Regions from separate parts of the Homo sapiens genome. Here region 1 is linked to region 2. A link is an interaction called in ENCODE POLR2A ChIA-PET data of the cell type or tissue named here. Cell type or tissue: A673. All regions are shown on one strand. Each heading gives the region's core, and the rest is flanking DNA. Links, peaks and the distances in the headings are about the cores only.

Region 1 (5,378 bases), core at 291-5,290, 230 kb before region 2:
AGGGAGGGAAAAGAAGGGAGTCTAGGATGAAGTGGGCACCTAAGCAGGTGAATAGGATAGGTAAAATCTCATCCCTGCCCTCAGGCGGTAGACACTCTCCAGTCATAAGCTCTAATGTGCTGTAGAAAAGCCTCAGGTTCTCAGGGGTTTTCCAGCTGAGCATCTGGAAGGCCGCAGTGCAGTTCTGTGTCCAAGCACTGCAGAGCCTCATGCAACAGTCTCATCACTCGGTGCGACCCTCCTGGAAGGTCTGTTCCCAGGGGAGGCTACAGCGAGGCAAGGGGAATGCAAGAGTTCCTAGCCAGGCTAGGACCTCAACTTGGCATTCGCGAGAGACAGATTCTCTGTGTCCCCCGTCCCAGCCCTGAAACCCACAGGAGGTAGAGGAGCAAGCTCTCAGTGAAGGCCTCGTCTCTGGAATCTCTTCTTTGGGGAAAAAACGACATGAGCCTGCCACAGAGCCTGTTTATGAAACAAATCAGAGAGCTATTTTGAGCAATTACCCCCAGCAATCACGACAGCATAACTTGTGTAGTCGGAACTAGGTCACCAAGTAATCTCACCAGCGCCAGAAGAAATTCATCTGGGAAGGACACTAGCTTGGGGAGATGAGATAGGATAGGCCCTGGCCTCTTGTCAAGATATCCAGATTTCAAGGGACAACTGAAGACACAACAGAGACAGGGGCTCACTATGCATTTCCTTTTAAAATTGGCAATAATCTGGCCACAGAATCAAGGTAAAGTTACTGAATCCTCTGGTTCTTGGTTCGGCATGATTGTAGCTGCTGGTGGTTGTCATGGAAACCAGCAGAGGCGTTAGATCTTAGCTCTGACACTCAGGAGAAGCTGAACTTATTCTGTTATGAGCTTTTTTTTTCTCTCTTTTTTTCTTTTTTTTTTTTTTAAATAGAAATTGTCTTGAACCTGGATAAACAGGCCTCAAAGTTTTTCCTCCGCCTGGCTTGGATATGTTTCTGTTTCTGCTTTCTGGCTACACAGAATCTAACGACGCATCAAGAATTGGCCCTGGTGCTCTGTAAGATGTTTTGTTGGGTCTCTTTTCAGTTGCCAGAGACAGAGACCTAAATCGACCTAGGTTAGGTAAGAAAAAATAAAAAGATTCATTATTGAGTAAATTATCAATGTGATATTGAATACCCTTTTTTTACTTTTTAGTTTTTTCATTTAATTCTAATTTTAAAATTTATTTTTTCATTTTACTTTTTTTTCCCCCACAATATAGGTGGGGAAAGACCGAAACTGGTCTGAAAATATTTGGAAACACAAAGACGGCCTTGGGCTGGGCGTGGTGGCTCATGCCTGTAATTCCAGCACTTTGGGAGGCTGAGGCAGGAGGATCACTTGAGCCCAGGAGTTGGAGACCAGCCTGGGTAACAAAGGGAGACTCCTTCTCCACCAAAAATTAAAAAATAAGCCAGGTGCGGTGGTACATGCCTATAGTCCCAGCTACTCAGGAGGCTGAGGTGGGAGGATCACTTGAGTCCAGGAAGTTGAGGTTGCAGTAAACTATGATCACACCACTGCACTCCAGTCTGAGTGACAGTGAGACCCCCATCTCTAAAAAAATTTAAAAAATTAGCTAGGCATGGTGGCACATGCCTGTAGTCCCAGCTACTTGGGAGGCTGAGGCAGGAGGATCACTTGACCCAGGAGGTTGAGGCTGCAGTGAGCTGTGATTGTGCCACTGCACTCCAGCTTGGGTGACAGAGGCAGATCCTGTCTCATTAAAAGGGTGGGAGATGACATTAGGAGTCTCTCTCTGTTTTGCCATCTCTCATCTTCGAGTCCATCACACTCTTGCTCTGTCGCCCAGGCTGGAGTGCCACGGCATGCTCACTGCAACCTCCGCCTCTCGGGCTCAAGCCATCCGTCCACCTCAACCTCCTGAGAAGCTGGGACTACAGGCACGCACTACCACGCTTGGCTAATTTTTCATATATTTTGTAGAGACAGGACTTCACCATGTTGCCCAGGGTGGTCTCAAATACCTGGGCTCAAGCAATCTGCCCGCCTCAGCCTCCCAAAGTGCTAGGATTATAGGCATGAGCCACGGTGCCCAGCCCCATCAGACTCTAAGCCTCCCCCTGGGCAAGGGATGGAGCAGGCAGTTCTGAAGTCACATCCTCACACTCTTTCTGCTTTAGTTTAAGGGAGAGAAGTTGGCTTCGAGGATGAAAAAAAATCCCAGGTGGGTTCTGATTGCCTCAGCTGGGAACAGGTGCCTGCGCCAGGGCCGGCTGCCACGTGTGAGGTGGGACCCGTGTCCTCCGCCCTCTGAGACAGCCAGGTGTTGGAAAGGATCTAAAACACGAATTCCATCTCACGTGTGTATATAGACGGCAGCTCCATTTGTTGTTCCTTCTAGGGGGTCCATACTTGTATCAGTCTGAGTCCAGTCCGGAGAGAGAAATCACGTAGTAATTTGAACAGAGAAAATTCAATATAAAGAATTATTTACTAGAGCAAGGGATTACAGCCATGAGGGGCTGGCTAGTAACAAAGAAAGAAAACTCCAGTGAACCAGCCCCAGGACTGAGAGAGCCCCCACGCCGGCCCCAGGCGGAGATCCAGACCTGTGCAGCTGTGACTCTGAATGGCAGAGAAGTTGTTGTGGTGCCCTGTGGCAAATCCTTCTGGAAGTCGGCCCTCCGAGGTGCCAGGTGTCTTGATTGCTAGAGGCATGCTGCTATAAAAACGGCACCAGGGCTGGCGGGCGCCGGGCTGGGCGGGGAGGTTCCGTCTCCTGGGTGCTGCTGGCTGCAGTCACTGTAGGAGCGGGGCACTGGGGGAACCACCCAGTGAGCACCCTGGAACCCAGAGGCAAGTCAACCTCTTCTCCTTCTCCCGTGTCTCTCTATCACCCTCTACTGGCAAGATTTCAGTGCTAGCTAGCCCGGGAAAAAAATATTTAAAGGTCCAGATCCATTTTCACAGAGTAGTCCAAAAGGGGGAATTTGGAGCTGAGAGTCCAAGATGGAAAAACTGGTCTGGGCGTGGCAGCTCACGCCTGTAATCCCAGCACTTTGGGAGGCCATGCAGGAGAATCACTTGCACCCAGGAGTTAGAGACCAGCCTGGGCAACATAGTGAGATGTCTCTATGAAAAATAAAAATTAAGAAAATTGCCAGTCCTGGTGGTACATGCCTGTAGTCCCAGCTACTTGAGAGGCTGAGGCAAGAGGACAGCTTCAGCCCAGGAGATGGAGGCTGCAGTGAGCTATGGTAGTGCCACTGCACGCCAGGGCCTGGGCAACAGAGCAAGACATTGTTGCAAAAAAAATGTATATATATATATATGATGCATAATACCTCAGATTACTCTCCGTTGGGGAAATATTCAGATTTTAGAAGCCATAAAGCAATGAAATAGACATTTAGCATCAACTATGTGTTATGTTTAGATTTGAATCTAACAGAATTAGGCGCTGTAGATCCTTGTTTAGCAGTGTGATATGATGAGAGCAAGTCTACCACATGAAGCTTCCTTTTAGATGCTTAAAATCACAGGGTAGGAAGGCTTGCTTCCTCTCCAGTTATTAAAGAAATTAAATTTAAAATTATATCATGTACCATTTTACACCTACCGGCATAAATGGAGGTGATAATGAACCCAGTGCTGGTCAAGTATTGGATACAGACGTGTAAACATCACTGGTGTCACCAGTTTATTACAGGGGTTCCGTCTTTTTGAAGGAAAATAATAAAACAAGAGCCTTAAAACAATCTTACCCCTTATTCAGTAATCCAAAAACCTCTGAATGTATTTCTAAGTAAAAAGTTCAAGGTCAGGTGCAGTGGCTCACGCCTGTAATCCCAGCAATTGGAGAGGCGGAGGTGGAAGGGTCGCTTGAGCCCAGGAGTTTGAGATCAGCCTGAGCAACAACATAGGGAGACCCTGTCTCTACAAAAATTTTAAAAAATTAGCCAGACGTGGGGGCGTGCAGCTATGGTCCCAGCTACTTGGTAGGCTGAGGTGGGAGAATCACCTGAGTCCAAGAGTTTTAGGCTGCAGTGAGCTATGATCACACCACTGCCCTCCAACCTGGGCAACAGAACAAGACTCTGTGTCTAAAATCATAATAATAATAATAGTTCAAAATAAAGGTCTATCTGTACAATAATATTTACAGTAGTATTCATTTATTATAGAGAGAAAGGTAGAAAACCCAAATGTCTAATGAATAAAGAAAGGTTACAGCCAGGCTCAGTGGCTCACATCTGTCATCCCAGCGCTTTGGGAGGCTAAGGCGGGCGAATGGCTTGAGCCCAGGAGTTTGAGACCAGCCTGGGAAACATGGAGAAACCTGTCTTTACAAAAACTACAAAAATGAGCCAGGCATAGTGGCATGCGCCTATAGTCCCAGCTACTCAAGAGGCTGAGGTGGGGGGATTGCCTCAGCCCAGGAGACTGAGGCAGCAGTGAGCTGTGATCTCACCACTGCTCTTCAGCCTGGGCAACAGAGTGAGACCCTCTCTTAAAAAAAGAAAAAAGGAATATGAGGATGAAATTAGGCAAAGTGAAGAAAATAGCCAAAAAAAAAAAAAGTGTACATACTATAACTATGGGGAAGAAACTTTATACACAGGTTACATGAATATACTAAAAACCACAGAATTGTTCACTAAGTTTTTGAATTTTATGGTATATGAATTATATCTCAAATGTAAAAAAAGAAAAAACACTAATTGAGGCCACAGGGATATGTAAAACATTTCTGTGGTAAAGGAGGGAGATGTTTTGCTTATGTATTCCTCCAAAGTTGTTTAAATCTGAAGTTTTAAGTTAAAAGTTTGATTCTGCAGTCTCTGTCCTGCTTTTTTGTAGCAGGCCAAAGTTGTTCCCTCACCACACAGCCCTCAACGGGGCTCACTCTACTTTTTTTTTTTTTTTTTTTTTGAGATGGAGTCCCACTCTGTCTCCCAGGCTGGGGTGCAGTGGCGTGATCTCGGCTCACTGTAGCCTCTGTCTCCTGGGTTCAAACGATTCTTCTGGCTCAGCTTCCTGAGTAGATGGGATTACAGGTGCCCGCCACCATGCTCAGCTAATTTTTGTATTTTTAGTAAAGACGGGGTTTCACCATATTGACCAGGCTGGTCTTGAACTCCTGACCTCGGGATCTGCCTGCCTTGGCCTCCCAAAGTGCTGGAATTACAGGCGTGAGCCACCACGCTCGGCCGCTCGCTCTGCTTCTGAGGGGTCTTCTACTCCCACGAGTAGACAGGTCAGGCTGCAAACACCCAGTCGCCATCACACTGGCGGGAAATGTCCCCTGAGCCGGAGTCAGGGACTCAGAGGGGCAATGGTGCTTCCGACCACTGAGGGTTCATTTCCTTCAGGGGACTGTCCATCGGGGGC
Region 2 (5,378 bases), core at 226-5,225:
TAAGTTTTTACTATGGATTTTAACATAATAACATGTATATAATTTGGAAGTATTTTATGACTTTTCCAGAAATATGTAGTGTTCTGCATAATACCTGGAGCTACATGTACTAGGTATTTAGGAAATATTCTTGTTGACTAATTTCCACTTTTTTTCCCACTAATTTCCACTAATTTCAGATAATTTCCACTATCTGATAAAGATGGACAGCCTTTAAACTAGAGAATAAACATGCTTGAATTAATTTTCCTTGAAACAAAATCAGATTATTAATACAAGAAATCCTACAAGATGCCCAACGCTTATTTGATGTATTGCTACATTCTCTTTAACTTACATTTTTCAGAAGTTACCTTAAACAATTTAGAGTCATTTTATGCCTTTAATAATATTTGAGCACAGCTGTCTTCTGCCTCATGGTCTTTTCTTCAGGCTAACTTGTCATGGCTTGTAGCCTTGTAGCTGATAGATACTCTTATGATGATTGGGGTTTATTTAGCCCAGACAGCATTCATTGTAAGTGTGGTAAAAATGTACTAAATTTGTACTTAGCTAATTAGGAGTTTATAATAATTCTGACATGCTGAATTGAAGTTTCTTTGTAATGTTCAAGGCAAAGAGAAAAGGATTTGTTTAGCTAATTAAAACTATAAACAAGACGGAATGTTTAATCTACTTGAGGCAAACCAACAACTGTTTTCAAGTACTTATGAAATCAACATAAACTAGGAAAACACCAATTGAAATTATTTTTTATTAAAACACTAAAGGATTTTCTAAGGCACAGCTTTTGACTGACTTCTTCCTTGGCATTTGTTCACATTATTAGGAAATAGGGGCCTACTGGTATTTTTCAAATCCTTTGTTCATGACCCACAGTGAGATATACATACTATATTGCTATTCAGTAAAAACACACATGTAACTGAAACAAAAGCTGTAGAAAATAATATTTAATTTCTTGTGATGCAGTATTTTAATTTTCTTATATTTCAAATATTAAAAAGTTCCTCTCAGGACAAGTAAATTGATTTTACAAATTGATCAAGATCCACAGCTTGAAAAAACTGGACTAGACTGTGCTTGAGTGCAGAGACCATGACATATTCATCTTTCTGTTACTAAGTGCTAGAGCAGGTGCTCAGTAGATATTTGAATAAATTGGTAATTGAGAAGAGGAGTAAGAAGTGAAATCAGAGTTGTAAAAGGAATAGATGTTTTTGACAATGAAGTTCTTGGATATAATAAAGGCAGTCGAGGTAAAGCACTGTGGTACTTATGGTTGGTATGAAATTTGTTTGTTTGCAGGAAATAGAAACCAGTGTTAGCTGAAGCAAAGAAGAATATATTAAAAGGATTCAGGGTATCTCACAGAAATCAAGCGTAGGGGTGTGTCTTGTGATTTGGGAAGGGAATGAAACTAGAAAGTGGAATGACTTCAAGAGCCTAAGTGTGTTATCTTGTGTTTTTTCATCCCTGCTTCTTTCTTTGTGGCTTTTTTTTTTTTTTTTTTTTTGGGTGGCGGAATGGTTTCCTCTGCAGCCAAATGACAGAAGAATCTTCAGTTCACGTGACAGTTTATTTCCAAAGCTCCTGATTGTTTTACATTTTGGTTCCAGGCTTTAATACTGTATGTGACTTATAGGTGGTAGAATAAATTAGTCTTTTGATATTTACTGTATGCCATGAGTTAGTAGTTTCAAGTCACTGGTTTCAGATAAGATACCTGTATTAGTCTGTTCTCACACTGCTGTAAAAAACTACCTGAGACTGGGTAATTTATGAAGAAAAGCAGTTTAATTGACTCACAGTTCCGCAGGCTGTACAGGAAGCATGGCTGGGAGGTCTCAGGAAACTGGAAGCGAAGGAGAAGGGAAATCTTACCATGACAGAGCAGGAGAGAGTGAAGGGGGACGTGCCACGCACTTTCAAATAACAAGATCTCACGAGAACTCTTATTGCGAGAATAGCAGAACAAGAGAGTGAAGGGGGACGTGCCACAAACTCTCAAGTAACAAGATCTCGCGAGAACTCTGTCAGGAGAACAGCAGAGCAGGAGAGAGTGAATGGGGACGTGCTACACACTTTTAAATAAGATCTCGCGAGAACTCTATCATGAGAACAGCAGAGCAGGAGCCACTTTCAAATAACAAGATCTCTTGAGGACTCTATCACGAGAACAGCAGAGCAGGAGAGAGTGAAGGGGGACGTGTCACACACTTTCAAATAACAAGATCTCGCGAGAACTATCACGAGAACAGCAGAGCAGGAGAGAGTGAAGGGGGACGTGCTACACATTTTCAAACAACAATATCTTGCGAGAACTCTGTAAGGAGAACAGCACGGGGAAGTCTGCCCCCATGATTCAGTCACCCCCCCATCAGGCCCCTCCTTCAACACACGGGGATTACAATTGGATATGAGATTTGGGTGGGGACACAGAGCTGAACCATATCAACATCCTATTCTACAGTTCAGTATTTCCAGTAGCTTTGTTTTGCCTACTGGGTCAGATGAATACACATAGAATATATGCGTGTATGTTATAATCATTACTTGCAAAAGTGTTAATTCAGCACATTTTCACATCACATGTTCCTGGCACTAGGTTAGGCTGCAGAATAGTTACAAAGATGGATATAATGTACTGTATTTAGAATGACTTTTCCGGCCGGGCGCGGTGGCTCACGCCTGTAATCCCAGCACTTTGGGAGGCTGAGGCGGGCGGATCACGAGGTCAGGAGATCCAGACCATCCTGGCTAACATAATGAAACCCCGTCTCTACTAAAAATACAAAAAAAAAAAAAAAAAAAAAAAAAATCAGCCAGGCGCGGTGGTGGGCGCCTGTAGTCCCAGCTACTTGGGAGACTGAGGCAGGAGAATGGTGTGAACCTGGGAGGCGGAGGTTGCAGTGAGCCGAGATCGCACCACTGCACTCCAGCCTGGGCAACAGAGCGAGACTCTGTCTCAAAAAAAAAAAAAAAAAAAAAAAAAAGAATGACTTTTCTACTTGAAGGTTATGGCCTTGTTCCAGCAAAGTATATCAAGTCATGCACAGATGAGCTATGTTGATGATATCACTTCAGAATTAGTCTTCAGTTTTTCCAACTCTGCTTGTCTTGTTTCTCACTTTTAACTCTCCTTTTCTCATCTGAGATGGAAGACCTGAATACTTTGCCTTTTGACCTTTCTTCACTTTCTTGGCTCACTATTTATATTCTACATGTGGGCTCAGTCATTATTTTAATATCTGTCCTTGTAGCCTGACCCTCGGGTGCCCACAGCTGTGACCTGCCATCAGGGAAGTCTTTATTAGGCACAACATGGAGTCCTGAGCCCCTCTTGGACCCAAGTCAGAAAAACAGGAAAGTTGGACCAGAAAATAATGCTTGTTATCTTCAGGAAATGAACAGACAGATGCAGGTGATAAAATCACATACGTTTTAAATATAACATCATAACTGTCATAACTCAAGTTTGAACAAAATACTATAGGAAAGTTTATGCTAGTGACTGTCACATAGTAGGGCCTCCAGAAAAACTTTTGGAAAGAATCAGTAGTGAATGAGGATGTCCATTTATTCTGGTGTAGTTATAAATAGCCTTACTGAAGAGGTAGCATTTGAGCTATTTCTGCAGGATCTGTAAATTTTGGATAGTAGGTAGGCAGTGGATTGGGTACTTCTGCTGTACGCACAGCTTGTATAAAAGCACTAAGTTGTGAACAGATGGAGAATATTGATTGTGAATGTAGTATTGATTATGTGGGAGAATGGTTGGAGGTATTGGTTACAGCCAAGTTGAGAAAGGCTGTATAGGCCATGGTAGAGAATTTGGACCTTCTTTTCTTTTTCTTTTTCTTTTCTTTTCTTTTCTTTTCTTTTCTTTTTTTTTTTTTTTTGAGGCAGAGTCTCGCTCTGTTGCTCAGGCTGGAGTGCAGTGGCACGATCTCAGCTCACTGCACCCTCCGCATCCCAGGTGCAAGTGATTCTCCTGCCTCAGCCTCCCGATTAGCTGGGATTACAGGTGCCTGCCATCATGGCTGGCTAATTTTTTGTATTTTTAATAGAGACGGGGTTTCACCATGTTGGCCAGGCTGGTCTGGAACTCCTGACCTCATGGACCTTATTTTCTAAGAGTCACCTGAGAGTTTCCAATAGAGGAGTGATGAGGGAGAAGATTTATTATTTTATTTTATGTTTTTATTTTTTCTCTATTCTTACCCTTGAACATTCACCTCTCGAAAGATTTATTCTTCTGAAATATAACTCTGTGGTCAGTGTTAGCCTGAAGTGGCCAGAGATGATCAGTATGGACATGAATTAAGATGCTGTTTTAAAAGTCTATACAAGAAAAGGAAAAAAAGTCTACTCAAGAGATGGAAGGCTCCATATAAGGCTGTAGAAGTGAAAGCACAAAGGAGAACTTAAATTCGATATTCTTTGGGGAAGTAGACTTTACAGGACCATTTTCTTTAACCTAGAGCCAGATTTGGATTAGTCTGGTCCATTCGGTGTACTAGGTGGAATTTAATAAAGCTAAGCCCTGGGTACACCATTCCCATCCCCTTGTGTCCTCCTTCATAACTTTGATCTTGTGTCTGCCTGCTTAATGATACCTTAGCCATGTCTCCAGTTTTCCAACCTTGCAATGACTCCTTAGACCTGATTATAGATATTTGATTTCTCTTTGGATTTTGGCTATCACTCACCTTCTGGTCCCACTCATTTGTGGGTTCTTCGCATATTAAAACAAAGCAGGACAAAGAAACAGTCTTATGGGGAAAATATAAGTTATAATAAATGGTGCTAAATGCTTCAACAGAGGCATAGACAGAATACTGTGGAAGCTAGGTGGAAGGACTGCCTAATGCTCCTGGGGTCAGTTAGGGCAGAGGAGAAAATGCTTTAGCTTGGTGTTGGTGGATGAGTAGGTATGTTACATGGGAAATTTGAGGTGCCTGTGAGATATTCAGGTGGAGCTGACCAGTCCAGGAGATGGCTGGAGTGATGGATCTAGAAAAGCAGTGGGTCTCGACCTTGTGTGCCTATTAGGGAAACTAAACAACAAATTCATGCCTTGGTCCTATTCGTAGAGATACTGATTTAATTTATATGACACAGGGACACAGTTTGGTATGTCTTAAAATCGACTGAGGTAATGCTAATGTGAAGCCAGGGTTGACAATCGGAGCAACTCAAGAGAGAGATATTCCTGGAGAAGGTAGAGATAGGTGATAGCTGAAGGCTTAGATATATATCAGCTTAGAAACAGGGAGAATGAGAAGAAAATTGGGCCAGAGACAAATTCCTTTGGGATTACCAACATTGTGGTAGGTACCAAGGAGGTGGCCAGCAAAGAACCTGCAAACATAATT

What was found. ChIA-PET counts read pairs that join two places held together with the same protein. Peaks named below come from ENCODE experiments on the same cell type or tissue, not always from the same donor. Only the 100,000 strongest peaks of a DNase experiment are listed, where the experiment ranks them.
Region 1: POLR2A ChIA-PET joins it to region 2 with 12 read pairs; 2 of 35 experiments call an interaction of 5 or more read pairs at or near these places.

What each region holds. Positions count from the first base shown.
Region 1 is chr1:246,687,184-246,692,561 of GRCh38, reverse strand. LOC102724382 (a long non-coding RNA gene) reads right to left here. Exons shown (of 3, transcript XR_949364.3): 2 at 2,348-2,409; 3 at 33-1,094. Among named protein-coding and RNA genes, the nearest start is that of SCCPDH, 35 kb to the left of the region's middle. RefSeq lists an enhancer at 2,208-2,728. In A673, for the core only: a CTCF peak has its summit at 2,890 (motif pointing left); a DNase peak (open chromatin) is centred at 2,861; H3K27ac peaks cover 472 bases.
Region 2 is chr1:246,456,057-246,461,434 of GRCh38, reverse strand. The region is part of intron 1 of SMYD3 (SET and MYND domain containing 3); the gene reads left to right. Among named protein-coding and RNA genes, the nearest start is that of SMYD3, 49 kb to the left of the region's middle. In A673, for the core only: no CTCF peak of the experiment used is centred there; no DNase peak of the experiment used is centred there.